Linked DNA regions of Homo sapiens: region 2 is linked to region 1. Evidence: chromatin loops called from intact Hi-C (ENCODE). Cell type or tissue: HCT116. All regions are shown on one strand. Links, peaks and the distances in the headings refer to the core of each region. The heading gives the core; the rest is flanking DNA.

Region 1 (2,905 bases), core at 177-2,676:
CCCACTCTTCCCCCCAAGTCCCCAAAGTCCATAGTATCATTCTTATGCCTTTGCACCCTCATAGCTTAGCTCCCACATATCAGTGAGAACATAGGATGTTCGGTTTTCCATTCCTGAGTTATTTCACTTAAAATAATAGTCTCCAATCTCATCCAGGTCATTGCAAATGCTGTTAATTCATTCCTTTTTATGGCCGAGTAGTAGTCCATCGTATACGTATACACCACAGTTTCTTTATCCACTCGTTGATTGATGGGCATTTGGGTTGGTTCCTTCAGCACCAATTTCATAAAGGATGAAATTACAGCCCAGAGAGGTGAAGTAAGTTGCCCAGGGCCACACTGCAGCAAATCAGCAAAGGAGCTGGAGCTCTGGACACTTTTGCTGGGCTACCTGCTGGAAGCCAGGGGACCTAGGTTCCTATTGCTGACGTGCCAGTGATTTACTGTGTGGCTTTGGGTAAGGGACCTTTTCCCTTCTGTTCATTGGAGTTTGTCCCTGTGCATGGGGTGGGGTGGGCAGTGGATTAGATTTCTTTTGTGGTTTAAGGCACTCTCCAATCGAAAATGCAAACCGTATGTATAATTTAGAATATTTTCATAGCCGTATTTTTAGAGAAGGGACACAAGTGATATTTTAATAAATTTATTTGACCCACTTATACAAAATATTATAATTTTAATATGTAATCAGTTTGTTAAAACTTAAGCGAGATGTTTTATACATGTTTTTTCATATAGAGTTTTCAAAATTCGGTGTGTATGTTACACTTTCGGCCCATCTCAATCCAGACTCCCCACAGTTCGGCTGCCACATGGGACCTGTGGGCACTCCACTGGACCGCGCAGGTTTGCAATGTGCTTCCTAGACCCAGACTGCCTGAGTTCAGAACCAAGCTCTGCCGGGAATGCTGTGTGACCTTGAGCAGGTTCTTTGGCTGTACAGTGTGGGGAGGAATGGTACTTCCGTCCTGTGGTTATTGTTAAAAATACATATCAGTGCTTAGAAGAGCGCCTGGCATTTAGTGAGTGCTCGCCGTCCCTCTTAGCCTGGGCTTGCGGCCTTCCTCATGGGGGTCTCTGAAGAGCTGGGGGTGCTAGGTGTGGTGGCTCACGCCTGAAATCCCAGCACTTTGGGAGGCTGAGGCAGGCAGATCACTTGAGATCAGGAATTTGAGATGGAACCCTGCCTCTACGAAAAATACAAAAATTAGCCAGGCGGGGTGGCAGGTGCCTGTAATCCCAGCTACCCAGGAGGCTGAGGCTTGAACCCTGGAGGCAGAGGTTGCAGTGAGCCAAGATCTCGAGATCTGGCCACTGCACTCCAGCCTGGGCGACAGAGCCAGGCTCCGTTTCAAAAAAAAAAAAGAAAAAAAAAAAAAAAAGCGGGGCGGGGGGGAGGTGCTCTTTTCGTCTCTGGCCACAAGGGGTCGCTGTGACCTCGCCTGTGCATCCGGTGGTCATTGACATCAAAGCCAGGTCTCCCCCTCCCCAGCCCCGACTGGGAGCTCAGCTGTCTCTGCCCACCTGCCCGCTGGTCTCTGAGCCAGTCCTTAAGGGTGAGAGACACAGGTTGGCAGAGATCTTAAGGCCCCGTATAAACACCAGACACTCCTTGACCTCAAGACCCCTGTGTCATCCACTCAACAAATACTTTTTGAGCAGGTGATTTGTGACAGCAGTGAACAGAACAAAACCATGCCCTCAAGGGAGATACAAAAAAAAAAAAAAAAAAACGAGAAAAATAAGTCAAATATATGGTATGTTGGATCGTGATAATCGCTTCTATTTAAGTAGGAGGGACGGGGAGGCTTCAAGGAGGAGATATTCAGGGAAAGGTGCAGGGTGAGGCAGAGAGCACAGGGGTGGAGGGTCTCTGGGAAAGTGTTCCTGGCAGGAAACAGCAAGTGCAGACTCTGAGATTGAGGGAAAAAGGAGAGGGGGCAGGTGGAGGAGAGAGGTGAGAGGGAGAAGCGACTTTGGCTTGGCTTTGTTTCTAAGCACTGCAGAAGCCATGGAGGATATTTGAGTAAAGGAGGGATACTGATCACCCCTTTATTCATGCAGCAAACATTTCCTGACGCCTCCTTGGAGCTGGCGGGCCCTGCGCAGGGCGGTGGGGCAATGCAGCTGAGTCAGCCCCAGTCCCTGCCCTCAATGGGCTCCCTGTCTGCCAGCGGAGGCGGGCAGGGATACTGGCAAGTCAAGATCCGGAGGGATATGTGCCACCGTGGGGCTTAGGAGGGACACAGGGGAGGCCTGAGGTGGGGCTTCTAACTCAGTGCGGTGCGTCATGGAACGCTTCCTGAAAGAGGTAATGTGTAAACCGGGAGCTGGAGATGAGTAAGAATGAGCACAGGAAAGGGCGAGATGGGGACAAATGTGCAAGGCAGAGAGAATGGCAGGCACAGAGGCCTGCAGGCATGGGAGCCCCAAGTCCCTGCGAGGCTTTGCCGCTCCTCCCTGTGCAGGATGGTGGAGGGGGTGGCCAGCCCTCCATAAAGCACTGGAATTCTTCTGGCCGGGATGGGGCACTTAGGGAGGGCGAGAGCAGACAGGGCCGGCTCTGGGTGTCAGAAAGATCCCTCTGGGGCCGTGTCCAGGAAGGACTGGAGTAGGGAAGACTCAGCCAGGAGGCCAGGGAGAGGGCTGGGACAAAGGTCTGGGAATGGATTTGGTAGCCAAAACTGGGGCAGTGGCGAGGGTGTCAGGATGGTGAGAATGGATGTGAGGGCCATTTAAGAAGTCCTCACCAAGAGCTGGGAACCCTATTCAATGCTGAGGGTGTGTTTCCTAAGGGCGAAGAGCCCTACGTGTTCTCAAAGGCAGTGTAAATCCAAGAGACATTTCTTCCAGGCAGACTGAACAAAAACAAACAAAAAAGATGTTCGCCACATATGCCGGTG
Region 2 (2,905 bases), core at 265-2,764, 300 kb after region 1:
CCTCCCCTTGGGGGGCCAGGGGCTCAAAGGGCACCCGTGCAGGTGCTCCACAGCGCCTGCTGCTGCATGAGTGTGGGAGGAGTAGCTCTCATCAGCATCTGAGAAATGATTGCAGTGGTGGATGTGTGGCCCATGTGATGGTTGGGAGCTGAACACTCCATTTTATTTAACCTAAATTTAAATAGCCATACATGGTCATGGCTACTGTATTGGCCAGCGCCTCCACATTACTTGTAGCAGTTACAGTGCACAGCCGAGAGTGTCATCGGTTTTCCCTGCTCTCTACCTGTCCCTAGGAAGTTAATTTTTGGAGTTGTGGAGTCCACTGGGTTAGAGTCGTGGTTCTGCCAAGTGAGACACATCAGGGCCTATCACTTGCCCAGAGGCGCACAGCCTCGGAAACCAGGCTTTGAATCGTGCACCTTTCTCAGGTCTGCTGCCAGATCCCTCTGACTCTACCCAAGTTCATGGTTGCATTGAGAGCTATGGAGGTCACCAAATAACCAGACTTGAGGGTCCAACTCCTGTGAGCCTGGTCTCCACAGAGCACATGGTCCACATTGAGGCTCACTGAGTAAGGCCTTGTCACAAGCTGCAAGTGGAGGTACGTACAGGGTCCACCATGTCCTCAGCCAGCCTACCTGCTTCCAGTGCTCATATGGAAAGGTGCATAAACATACCACCTGGGTGTGGTGGCTCACACCTGTAATCCCAGTGCTTTGGGAGGCCATGGCAGGAGGATTGCTTGAGGCCAGGAATTTGAGACCAACCTGGCCAACATACCAAGAAAACAAAATTAACCAGGCATTGTGCACGCCTGTAGAAGCTGAAACAGGAGGGTCACTTGAGACAGGAGTTCAAAGCTGCAGTGAGCTATGCTCATGCCAGTACTCCAGCCTGGGCCACAAAGACCTTGTCTCTACAAGAAAAGTGCCATGCAGGCATGCCTGCTTGTTCAGACATGGGTACATTTGTGCTTGAATGTGTGTCACAGACATGTTTTTTACCAGCATGTACGTACAGACCACCTGTGCACGCGTCTAAGTGCAGAAACTGTTCACACATGTGACACGTATGCATGCACACTCATGCCACCGTCACACAGACACATGCACACACAAACTAGTTTCCAGGCCGGAGACTCCACACAGCCCTCGCTCCCCATGCACACAGGCGCACAGTAAGTCACAGAAGCCAGAGCAGCTACTGAGCATACATGTTGGGGTCCAGTGTCAGCTGGGGGTAGGGAAGCCCTGGTTTCTGGCTCACACGGGGCCCCCCAAGGCCCGCAGGCACCCTGGTCTCCAGGCCAGCAGGCCCAGCCCCAAGCTGAGTGCCACCAGCACAGCTACAGCTCCGGCCAGCAGGGGCACCACTGGAGCTGCAGGGAGAACACGCGGGGGGTGAGTGCCAGGACTTGGCAACCCTCCACTCCCACCCCAACACAGAGGACTGTCACCTGGGGGGATGGCAGCCTCATAGGGGCCATGGCAGGAGACCCCATGGGCGGGAGGCCGGGCCGGGGCAGTCAGCTGGTAGAAGCGGCCTAGTGGACAGGGGGCCGGGCACCCGGGGAGGCTGAGAGGCAGGGGCAGGTGGGCGGAGTCATTGCGGTAGAAGAGGGAGACGGTGACATTCCTGGAGAGAGAGGACATGGTGGCACCTCCTCCCTCCTGTCATTGATCTTAAAGCCTGGAGAAAAGGGCTTCTGACTCCCACCTGTCATCCTCCCAGCATCATCCCATGCAGCTCCCCACCTGGCCATGCCCTCTGCCTGACACATCACCCCTTGCTTTGAGAGTTCTGTCCCACCCATGTCCCTGGGCACCAAACCATTCTCACCCTCCATCTTTGGCGGGATTCCCCAGGTGCTTCCGGAACTCAAAGCCGAGGCAGGCAGCATATGGCGGGGTGTGTCCATCATAGAGGCCCAGGGCCCCCTGGAGGGCCAGCAGGGTGCTGTCATGCTGCAGGTGGACCCGAGGGCTGAGACGGCACTTCTCTCTGGAGGCCTTTCTCCTGAGCACTACACTTGCGCATCCAGATGTCCCCCAGGCTTCTTAGAACCAACCCCCCAAAGCTACTCCTTCCTCCCATCCTGAAGGCAGTACCAACATTTGCAGGCGGCCACTTAATAAAGATTGCTCAAGTAGGTGCAAAATATGATTGGACTAAGCAGCCTTTCTCCTCCGGAAGGACAGACTGCTTAGTCCAATCATAGTTTCTTAAAGAAAACAAGGAATTATATTTATTCATAAATTCTTCCTCCCATAACACCGTCACCTCCCTCTTTCCAGACTAATGGTAGAGCCTGAGAGTAGGGTTTGGAGATACGGGTTACCCCAGGCAGTGGGCTGAGATCCACTGGGACCACAGGCTCTTCCTCACCTAAATCGCTGTCACCCTCATCCCTGTGCCTCAGTGCCATGTGGCACTGCTTCCCAAGGACTCACAGCTGAGTACATGACCATCTTGAGGGGCAGCCCCAGGCGCTGGACCCGGGAGAAGTTTGCAAGGATAGCATTCAGCAGGATCCCTGAGGATGGGAAAAAAGAGCTTAGACTCTCCCAGAGGAAGGCACCCCAGCCTCCCAGACCCACACCTCACCCCCTGTCAGCTGGGCCTTCTCTGCTGCCCGGGGTGGGCCCACGTGGGCTCCAATATCCAAAGCCGAGATCTGGGCAAGAGTCCGCAGGACATCTGGGGAGGCCCAGGCTGGTAGTGGAAGACCGTGGGCTTGCTGTGGGGAGACAGGACAGATGGACCATCCTGAGCCCTCGAGTTTGCCTCTGGCCCCGCAGGCCTGTGCTGCCCCCTGCTCTTCTGAGTCCCCCCATGGGCCGGATCTGGATCTGGCTGGGAAATCATGATGTGGATAACAGTGTTTTTTTGTTGTTGTTTTTTG

The links. A loop is a pair of places that touch in the nucleus more often than their neighbours do. Peaks named below come from ENCODE experiments on the same cell type or tissue, not always from the same donor. Only the 100,000 strongest peaks of a DNase experiment are listed, where the experiment ranks them.
Region 2: it touches region 1 in a loop (9-fold over the local background); 20 of 110 quality-filtered maps call a loop at or near these places.

The regions. Positions count from the first base shown.
Region 1 is chr19:51,093,442-51,096,346 of GRCh38, reverse strand. No RefSeq gene overlaps it. Among named protein-coding and RNA genes, the nearest start is that of KLK14, 12 kb to the right of the region's middle. In HCT116, for the core only: CTCF peaks have their summits at 1,243 and 1,444 (motif pointing right); a DNase peak (open chromatin) is centred at 1,466.
Region 2 is chr19:50,793,519-50,796,423 of GRCh38, reverse strand. ACP4 (acid phosphatase 4) reads right to left here. Exons shown (of 11, transcript NM_033068.3): 7 at 2,608-2,740; 8 at 2,454-2,536; 9 at 1,843-1,967; 10 at 1,460-1,638; 11 at 1,205-1,381. The coding sequence ends at 1,266. Among named protein-coding and RNA genes, the nearest start is that of SNORD88B, 4.2 kb to the left of the region's middle. RefSeq lists silencers at 1,020-1,079, 1,330-1,389 and enhancers at 1,860-1,989, 2,080-2,139. In HCT116, for the core only: CTCF peaks have their summits at 1,161 and 1,360; no DNase peak of the experiment used is centred there; H3K27ac peaks cover 2,088 bases.